Regions from separate parts of the Homo sapiens genome. Here region 1 is linked to region 2. A link is a contact called in ENCODE Hi-C data. All regions are on one chromosome and are shown on one strand. Each heading gives the region's core, a stretch centred on a gene start or an enhancer-like site at or near the end of the contact. The rest is flanking DNA. Distances are from core to core; before and after follow the strand shown.

Region 1 (5,544 bases), core at 2,815-5,314, 230 kb before region 2:
ACAGAGTCCCTGCCCTGTAATGAGGCCCCATGCTCAACTTAATCCTCTGCTATGGACTTCTTGAAATTCTTAATGATTTTATCTTTGATCCTGTGTTTTGTAAGTGATGTCACACAAAACAACAGAGTGTAGCCAGGAGCAGCAGAGGCATGCCAGGTAGCAGATTGTACATGTGTGGGCTCAGGTCTGTGGCAGCAACAGTTGGGCAGTTGGTCTGGCCTACTGGCATGCATGTGCCTGGGGTACCCTGGGAGTCATTGGCCCCAAGGGGTGACCAAGGCTAGAACCTGGGCCCAGATTAGCAGTGGCAATGTCAGAGTAGAAGCAGAAGCAATAGCAGTGGCTGCAGTGGCAGCAGGGGCTATGGCTCTGGGAGAGAAGGGTTTTGCATGAGGCCAATGCCAGGACTATGCTGGTAAGCAGGCTTGCCTGCTGATCCCCGGAGTCCATCCCTGTGCATCTGTGCAAATAGGAATTCTCTGGCTTGAGTGAAAGGTCAGGAACTCTGGAGATCAATGATTAGGAACATTGTCAGTAAATCATTACAAAGTGGAAGCATACATAAGACATAGGATAAAAATGTCTCAGGGAATTATTAGAATTCTCCAAAGAATTTTGAATTTCTGGTTTTGAAAACTGCTGCAACATTGCAAAGCAAATATCCACAGGCTTATAAATAAAAATGAAATGATTATCACATTTGACAGAAACTAATGCTATTTTCATATGAAACTGCAGGTGAACCATTAATAGGAAAGAAAATTTTAAAATTAATTTTTCCTTATAATGGAAGCCACAGAGGTGAAATGCATAAACAGGTATTTTGAATTATATGTAAATTGTGAAATTGCTTTAAGTTTCTTGTATAATTGCCACAAGTTTCAAGAAATGATAGAGAAAACAAAAATGTCATTGCATACATTTACATTTGAAATTACATTTAAAAAGTTAAATTAAGACATACATGAAATTGATTTGCTTGAAGAGTCAAATCTTTAAAATATGGTTCTGCAAGGATCATCAGCTCTAGATATACCAACGTTTATATTATGAAATAATTTATCAGAAATGTATCCCAATGTTGCCATAGCCTGCAAAATAACCTTAACAATTCTATTAAGTTTGAAACAGTGGAAAGATCATTCTGAAGTTTAAAATTAAGTTTAAAACAGATCAAAATTTGTTTGCAATTTTGCATTTGCCAATAGTGACTTGCTTTTAATTATATTGTTTGAAAATGAAGTTGCTAAATGTGTCAATATTTTGAACTTACAGATTTGTAGAAAAATGACCAGAAAATCATATGATCAACCAAGATAGCATGTTAATAAGATATTATTCACTATGTTACATAAAACGATGATCCCTATATATATATATATATATTGCAATTTACAAGTTTACATTGTAGTCCTGTATCACAATCACTCCATTCCTTTTTGTTAAAAAAGGAAAAAGTTTTATATGTCGGTATATCTTTAACTGAACTTCTCCCCCTGCTTTTTGAACCACAGGCTTGACATTTTCAGTTTGTACCAGGTCCTACAAATTACATAACTGATCCTGCCCAGTCTCTCTAGCATAGCTCATCTCCCATAAGTAGCACTCACACACACTTCTTTCTACCGCCAGTGATGTCTTTCCTTTGGTTATGTTTTGTCTCCTGCTTACTATGTTCTTCCTGCCTCCTCACCTGTAAGAATCCTACTCAACCTTACATACTCAGCTCCACCTATGAAAATGCTATAGCATGGCTGGGCGCGGTGGCTCATGCCTGTAATCCCAGCACTTTGGGAGGCCAAGGGGGGTGGATCACGAGGTCAGGAGATCGCGACCATCCTGGCTAACACGGTGAAATCCCGTCTCTACTAAAAACACAAAAAATTAGCCGGGCGTGGTGGCGGGCGCCTGTAGTCCCAGCTACTCGCGAGGCTGAGGCAGGAGAATGGCTTGAATCCGGGAGGCGGAGCTGGCAGTGAGCGGCGATTGTGCCACAGTACTCCAGCCTGGGCAGAGAGCGAAACGCCCTTTCAAAAAAACAAAAAAACAAAAAATGCTATAGCACTTTGACCACACATTCTGTATAGCCTTACTGTTTTGTGCTATTATGACCTGTTTGTATGTTTCTCCCTTTTGCTAGACTCCGATCTCTTTGAGGGCAACCACTCTCCCTCTTTAATAGTTACTATTTCTTAGTACTTTGTACTGTGCTTTTCTTATTTTAGGAGTTTAATGAATATGATTAAGTATAGAGTATTGAGGAGAACAACAGTCAGCAAAACTGTTAATGAGGAGATGCAGATAAGTTGGCGAAGGCATTGACCAGGGTTTCTCCAGTGTGTCTGGTTGACTTAGCAAGTGTCCCTGTCCTCTTATTGCCTTACTCCTGAAGAAGTGACAGAAGAACCCAAGACCTGTTAGTCAGCAAAGGGGGACTGAGGAGAAGAGCGCAGCATCAAAAGGGATGCCAGGTGCAATGGCCCAGAAGCAGGAGAGAGCACAGTGAGTCCCAGGAGCTGAAGGGGTTTTCCTCCTCAAGGGGCATCCTTGTTCCCTGAGGAAGGCCTTCGCAGAGAGAGAAGGAATGGTTTTATGTCTAAAACCATTTTTAGCTTCCTTCCCATGACCTCCCAATAAGCTTTTTAAGATCCATCTCTAGATCAATAATAATGACAGTGAGATATTTCACAGTCAAAATATTTAATATCATGCTTAGGACTTTCCTTTATCATTAAAGTTTGGATCATTACATAAGCCGCTGGCTCATCTCCATCTATTAGCCCATTAGCTAAGTGGTGATGCTGTTGGTCCTATTGGGTGGTTCACTGAATTAATCAGTCTGTGTAACAGATGTTCTTTTCTGGGTATGTGGTAGAGGGGTGTGACTTAGGTCTGTAATCAGAGATGGTTTCCCTACCTTCCATGTTTAAGTCACAATAAGGTACAGGTAAGAAGGAAAGATCATAGCATATCCATTTCTACCACTGCTGGAAAAAACTTCTTATAGCCAATGCCCCCTTTATACCAAGAGGAACCCAAGTCTGGTTTTCTAGATCCAATGTGAAACTCATATTTCCCCTTGAGTGGGACACAGTTAATACACCTTAAGAGTTTCCCCGGGGTAAATTTTTTTTATTAGAGTTCAGAACTTTAATTAAATCTTTAAATATGGTGGTTGGTTGTAATATATATTGATTCTTTGATTTTGGGAACTGTAGGTAGCTAATAACTGTTCAAAAAATCTTCAGAAAATAACTCAAAGATTTTATGCTGTATGAGGTCGCAGGCTTCTCTGTCTTTTCTGATAGAGACTGTTTCATTCTTATATGTTCCTTTTTAGGTATCCTAGAGAGTCAGTCATAGAAAAGACAAACACATTTATAAATGTGCTATTTTTATTTTTGGCTCTATAGACTACCTTAACATATGGCAAAGTTTCTATGAAAGAGGATATGAAGGCCCTAGAAAGTTGGGGAAACATGAACATATAGCCAAATTTAGATATCTTAAAAACAACAAGGTGTACTTACAAGCTTAAAAATAATTTTCTCAGTAAATCTACAAATAATAATCAAAAGGATGAGAGTGGGGAGTGTAGGAGTTCACTCTTTATAGATATTTATTTAAAAAGCCCTAATGAGAAAGTGTGAAACAAGAACAAGGAGCAATTTTCTACAGAGAGACAGAGAGAGAGAGAGAGAGAGAGAGAAATACTATGTGTTACATGCTGAGAGTGTCAAAGGACTGTAAAGATGTACCCATTTTAAAAGTTTTTAATGAAATCATATATCGAGGTGAACTACATTAAAATTTATTTTTCAACCATTCTAGAAATGATAGTCCAAGTTGGCATGTCAAGACTGGTAGGTCACGCACTATTCACTGTAGCTCAGATTGCTGGGAGTCACATCCTCCTTGTTAGTTTCAGGTGACAGCTCACTGTACAGGGGAGATCCACTTGTAGAGAAAGAGAGAAGAGGGATAGGAAGATTTAGCACTGCATTTTCACAGGGCAAGAAATTCCAACCTAGCTCCAATGTGTGTTGGCCCGTTGCCTGGGATCTTGTTAAACACATGACCATCACTCTTCTGCCTATTTCTGGCCTGGATTTGGAGCTTGGTGTCTAAGCAAACCCCACTGGAGCTAAAATTAGGCAGCCAAATTGTGACAAGACATACTTGTCTTCAATAAAGAAGAGACATCTATTTAAAAAAAATGGATGTATCCGTGGGTCAACGTAAGTCACACGCATCTTAGCAGACTGTTTTCATTATGCAGAAACAAAATTAAAATAGACCAGCTAACTAGACTGACTGCATTCTGGCCTTTAGCCATTTAATATTGCCAGAGTAGCCCAATTCTGTTGCTAATGGTCCTGTCTAGCTGTAGGAGAGTTTAAGGAGTAAAAGCAAAATAATGAACTATTGACATGAATGATGAAAAGCAGAGCAAACATATATAACCATATATTTTAGATGAATGTAATTTTATGATTTCAAAGTTTGGAGGCCTTTTATATCACAGGAGGAATGTGTTGGGGTTTGAGAATCAAGGCATTCTCTTTCATTTGACTGGTATCTTATAGAAGCGGAATTATCATTGAAATTATAGCAAAGGACAGTAACAACAATTCTTTATATTTGTGTGACATTTTTACCTTTTAAAATATTTTTACACTTATTTCTCAAACTTCTCACTAAATATCTTTTGACTGCCCACTTTATGGGTATTACCATAAATGGTATCGTGGGAGAAATCAGTGATGAATCAGAAATTTTTTCTCCCATCAAGGAGCATAGGATCTGTTTTTAGAGGCAAAAAATAAATGCAGGAAAAATTAAACAACCACAACAAAAGAATTCAATGGCAATTTGAGCTCATAGTAGAAGAGCTACTTAAAAAGTAGTAATGATTAACTGTTTAACTGCCACATGTCTTCCATAGAGGAATTTAGAGGAAAATAATCACTTCTGTTTTCATTGATTATGGAGGAAGGAGTTCCAAGAATATGTAGAGGTCCATGGAGATAATGATGCAAAGAAAACAGGGAGACTAGAAGAAAGGTTTCAGATAATGGTGGGTACATTCTTTTGATGGAAGCTTATGTAGGGAATTAGCTGTCTTCACACTGGATGTGTCTATAGCAGGTGTGCACCTTTATATTTACTTGAGAGATTAAGCCTTGCTAAGTCCAGAGGAAGCCTGAAGACACAGAGCCTGCTGTACCTCTGGAAGGAACTCGAGCCTGGGCAACCAGACTCAGGCTGCTACTCTTTCTATCACACAATACTTAAAATCACAGCCAAAACATAAATAAGCAAAAAACTAAATAGAATCAACTAAATAACCCCTCCCCTCCAAATGTAATCACTTCAGAATTAAAGGATCCATTCTTCCTGGTTATGGTAGGTTTATTCTTCCCTTTCAGTTATAGCCACGACCCATCCCATCTCTCTTGATGCCTTCAGAACTCAAATACAGTTTATGACGAGGTTTCTAGAATGGGCACCTTCCTGTAGATGACCAACACCTCCGTTACACAG
Region 2 (5,377 bases), core at 533-3,032:
TACACTGGGGATTGGGCTTTAACATATTAGTTTGGGGGGAACACAAACAGATCATAAGTAGTCTCGATTACCACACCCTAGCCCAGTACACAGAACCAGTCATAGCTTCCTGTTGCATGGGGCTCTGAGATCAGATTGCTCATCCTCAGTTACAAGGCGCCTATTACACTCTCCTGAACTGGTCAGTGAGCTCATTTCACTGCTTGCTATCCCATTACCACTGTTCAGCTCATGAGAACTTCCCTCTGCTGTTTGCCCTTTCCACCCAGTTACTCCTCTTCTAGATCTTCCCTGCCTAGCCTGGCACTCTGCATGAGGACTGCTCTTCACACAATATGCAACCACTTCACTTACAGCTACCCATCACCTGAACAAAATCCCCCTGGATGAAGTGAGATAATGTATCTTCATCACCTACCACATCTGTTTGTTAAAAAGATGATAGATTCTACTTTCTATATAAGATAAATAATAATCATCTAGTCCTGAGCATGAACACAATACTATAAATTTGGTAATCCTTTACCAAAAAAATACATGGTTTTAGATTATTCTTTTAATGTGTTAGTCTCAGTTAAGAAATTATTACTTTAACTGGAATTTTGGAGGAACAAGACTTAGAAATGATAAAATTTGGTGGTAATCACACACAATAACAATTTTTATTGTTTGAGTCAGTGCTAGAGTTCATTCAGGTGGTATTTGGCTGGCTTTGTTAGTCTTGCTTCCCAAATTAGCTTTGCTTTCCGATCCAGATGTCAATATGTGAAATGGTCATCAGCCAAGTGCAGAAGGATACACAAGCTGGCTGCAAAACATGATGACCTATCCAGTGGAAAGATGAAACCTGACAGAGACCTGGGGACAGGCTCAGACTCTGCCTGGGAATGCTTAGGAATCTGGGGAAAAGCACATCGGAAACTTGAAAAGGGAAATGGCAAACTTCAAAAATGTACAAGCTGAAAGCTACAAAAAGCTCAACCCAACCGTCTTTGGAAAGGCAATCCCAGTCCTTGGGAATGTCATAGAGCAAATCTATTACCACATACATGAACTCTCAGTGCTAATATGGCTTGCCAATGAAAATTTGGCTCTCATGGACTGAAGCATAATCAATGATACACAAATCAACTATTCCGAGTGTATAAACGAGCTCTGTGAATTGATGAGACATGTGTAGCCCTGAGGATAAGAGGATAACAGGTGTATAGTCACTGTTTTCTCAGAGCTGGTCACATGAAAGGAGAAAGCAGTGATGCATACAGCTGTATTTATATCCTGCATTCAATCATGGAAAAAGCAGCATTCAATATCATTGTCTGCCCCCACTAAAAGGAGATCTGGATAGTTCTTTTGGGAATTTCACAAGTTATCTGGACACAGAATGTAGCCCTTACTTATTTCTCAGCTCTACAGAGTTTTAAAATGTATGTGTAGGGGAAGGGATATTTGGCATATCTGGGAACCTTCCTCACAATTTACTGCTAACCTAAAACTGCTTTAAGAAATAGTCTTTAATAATGATTTTTTCAAACCAACAAATATTATGCATTGCTTTTAAAATTCAATACCAATCAGTAAATGTGCTTTGAAATTTGTAAAGCCCAGGTAGTTAAGACACATACACTTTGTGAGTCTCTTAGAAATAGTGGCACCATCCCATCAGAGCAGGCACAATGTCTCCTTTAACAGATGGCTGGGAAAGAAGGCAGCCAAAAGACCATGTATGAACAACAAATGTGCTTCTAAGGGCGGCAGTCCAAGCAGCGAATGTTGAAATTGTTTTCCATCCTACGCTTGCAGGCCTGTGGCAAAGGGACTGGGGAATCAGTTGACTTGTGTGCGCTTAAGCAAAATGGCCAAATAGCTCCCATGACTATAGGAAAGGAGACCAGCAGATGTGGGGGCAGCAGAGTGTTCCAAGCATGGGATTAGGAATGCTCATTGTCCTTGCACCATTACGAGCAAGGCTCTTCTGCTATCTGTTAACACCATGTTTTATCTTGTTTTCATTCATACACGCTGAAGAATGAGCACAACACAGGCAGTTTGGCATCTTTAGAGATGAAAAGTATTTTCGCTAGAAAGATCAGGTACAAATCTATTTTACCTAAGAAGAGAAATATTATTTATAAGAGGGGAGGTGTCTTTGGTCTTTGCTGCCTTTCTCACTGTGCTTTAAACAAATTTCTACTACATAAATGTGGGTATAACTAGTTTATAATCTTATATATGTCTAGTTCAAGTCTTACAAGGATGCAGTGGAATATCTGCAGTGAAGAGAAGTCTTGCCCATCTATATAAGGACCTCTGGAGTAAAAAGCTGCAGTGTTTGTGAATTTTGAGGCTATGTTGTTGAATGATCATTTTTACATTAATGAGACTTTTTGGCATAGTGTGTGGATGGAACTTAAATTTTAATAGAAACATCATGTTATTAAAGCCCAAAGTCCATTGGTGAGGGTATGTGTGTATGTTTACGTGTGTGTATAAAGTTGGTTTCTATATCCAAATGACTATACATATATGAATATAAAAAAGTTACTATTTCTGGGTTTGCTGCATTGATTCTTTAAATAACTAGATTTTTACAGTACTCAGAACAACGAGACAGATAAGTTTCATTGTAAAATGAGGCCCTTGATAAATAGACTTCTGTTGTGGGACTTTTCAGTTCTTAGAAGAGTTCTTACTTTTTAAACGTATGTATTGACAACAAGTGAAAGTAGACGGAAGAAAGATTTGATCCATATGGTGCCATAAAATCCATGTTTAAGTAAACCTAATGCTACTTCTCAAACAGCACTCCACCAAGTTGACACCCATACTCTCTCCACCCTGAAAAGGTTTAGGGAATAATCACTTTTTCAACCTAATCTTTATTAGATCAACTACATTCTCTGCCATCTTATGATAGGAACCCCACTCATATATAATGCAGACTGGAGGTAAAGCCTTTAAAAATATATAATGTCCTTTCATAAGTTTTCAGGAAGTGAGAATCTTTGTATAAAATCAGGCTGGGTTATTGACTCAAGAATTCTCCCATCTGCCGAATCTAATCAGTACAGCAAACATCTTCAAATTATTCTCAGACACTGACACAGGCTTATGAAATACATTCCTTTCTATTATTTCCTGATCTTGTCCAACTTTGTACACTTTGAACCTCTAGGATTGGAAATCAATCATGCTGACAACTCATGTTATTTTTTAAAAAATTAATACTATTTGCCAAATCTTGAAATATTTCTCCCAATTTTCATCAAAAATGAAATGTTATTTATTATGGTAATGTTTTTGGAGTTGTTCGTCTGTAGTTTCAAATAATGTTGGCTTAAAATAATGTAGTTAAATATTTTGTATTTCAAAATAGCTATAAGAGATGAATTCAAATATTCTAACCACACAAAAATGATAAATATATGAGTATGCTGAAAACCCTGATTTGACCATTACACAATATATACATGTATCAAAACATCATACTGTACTCCATAAATATGTGCAATGATATGTATCAGTTAAAATAAATACTGAAATAAATTTTAATGTAGTTTGAAATGACCTGAATTTGTTGAAATTGCTGTTATAATCAGAACTACTTTAAAAGTTTAAATTTTTATTACTTTAAAATTAATAGAATTATAAAGTACAATTAAAGCTTAGATAATTCTGGAACCCAAGTACAGTTTTATAAAAGTAGGATATTTAATTTAAAATGCAAAAAAATGTCTATCAAACTAGTGCAATGAGACATGGATGACAGGTCAGATTTTTGAATTTTTGGGGCAGTGCTGCCCTCTAATGACAGTATTGAAGAACTTGCTTTATTTGGTCATTACTTAACAGAAAGTTTAGCCTCACATTTTCATTTCTGGTTACACATTAGAATCACCTGGGGACCTTTTAGAACAGTCTCCATTCCCATCCCCCAGAAACTCTGATGTATTCATCTACGTCCTGGGCATTAGTAGTTCTTATGCTTTCCTGGAAATTCAAATATGCATCATTTTAAGAAATGCTAGTTTAGGCAGAGAAACAAAGTATTAACAATACCAAAAAAATTGTATCCCAGTCCCCAGAGTATCTAGCACACCAGTGATCACCGGTCTCTTTCTGTTCTGCAATACCATTTTCAGGGACCTGGCTTCTGACCCCCCAAACTCCCTGATTAGCCATTGGCCAAGTTATTACATAGGCACAACTAGGTATAAACATACCGACATAAAGAAACACAGTATTATACATTCACAACTGCAGAAAAAAAAACAAAAAACTTTTCCTTCCAATTCCCCTGCATCTCAACTTCTTGCCAACTTCCAAACAAAAAAAAATAGCTTCATTCATTATTATAATTCAGAAGGCTTTAAAACTGATGACAATGCTGTTGGGAAGAAAGGGGAACAAAAATGGGAGGATGGCATTAAAAACAGGAGTGGGAGGTCTTTTTTATCTTGTGTATGTTTCCTGTCCTCCCCATTGCAATATAATTTTAATAATAAAGGAATTTTTGTCTGTTTCAGGACAATGCCTGGCACATAGTTAGCACTCACAGGCATTGTTTAATGGATGAACAAATAAATGAATGAATGCATGAATGAGTAGGTTTATGTTTGAGACTGGGTGAGAGAGAGAAAAAATAGAAATAAATATTTAAGGCTTTGGGAGAAGGAACAGGTAACTTCCCACTGAAGGAAAAAAGATACCTATCCAAATGAAAGGTTGAAAATACATATCACTGTAAAAAAGGGAAAAAAATGGAATAAGAATAATGGAAAAGCAAATTTATAATTAATTGGTAGAAACCTGTGAATTGTGTCAAAACCCAACTATTCCAAAACTGACCTTAAAGGTCATTTAAAGACACATGATTAGAAACAAAATTAATTAGTCACTTTTGGAGGGTTTTAGGGAACCACCTCATTATTTTGATAATTAGTAAATAGAAGGTAAAAATTAGTAACTTGTCTTTCCTACACAAACTATATCACTGGGTAACCAAACATAAGTATTTTTCTGTAGAATAGTCCAGTTATTAAGTACATAAGAAATTATTGAATTAGCATATCATTACTATCATTATCTTCCAACCCACAATGAATGAATTAATTGTTTAGGCATTGAGCATCAACAGCTGCTAACAGGACAAAGGAGTAATCATCAGACTCTTGATACCTCTTGATAGACGAACACACCACTACCTATAAAGTAATCTTGCTTAAAAAATTCAACCTATTTGGCAAGCCTCTAGGCTCAAATACCAATATACAGAGGACAAAAAAAAACTTATTAAAATATACAGAGGTGCAATCAGTAAAATCCAGAAGAAGGAAATTCTATGGGACAAACAATCTGGCTTCCTCAAAAATAATTG

Evidence for each region. A loop is a pair of places that touch in the nucleus more often than their neighbours do. Pooled maps may share reads with other maps.
Region 1: a map of Right ventricle myocardium inferior shows a loop between it and region 2 (4-fold over the local background). The contact joins two enhancer-like sites. A Hi-C loop is called at or near these places in 17 of 168 maps with a recorded cell type or tissue (HepG2, Panc1, Right ventricle myocardium inferior and 5 more), 14 of 37 single-sample maps with no recorded cell type and 14 of 50 pooled maps.

What each region holds. Positions count from the first base shown.
Region 1 is chr6:117,198,736-117,204,279 of GRCh38, reverse strand. No RefSeq gene overlaps it. Among named protein-coding and RNA genes, the nearest start is that of VGLL2, 64 kb to the left of the region's middle. Within about 2 kb of position 4,064, at least 3 of the 41 ENCODE cell types and tissues checked have a DNase peak (open chromatin) inside an H3K27ac peak, as active enhancers do.
Region 2 is chr6:116,970,581-116,975,957 of GRCh38, reverse strand. No RefSeq gene overlaps it. Among named protein-coding and RNA genes, the nearest start is that of RFX6, 96 kb to the right of the region's middle. Within about 2 kb of position 1,782, at least 2 of the 41 ENCODE cell types and tissues checked have a DNase peak (open chromatin) inside an H3K27ac peak, as active enhancers do.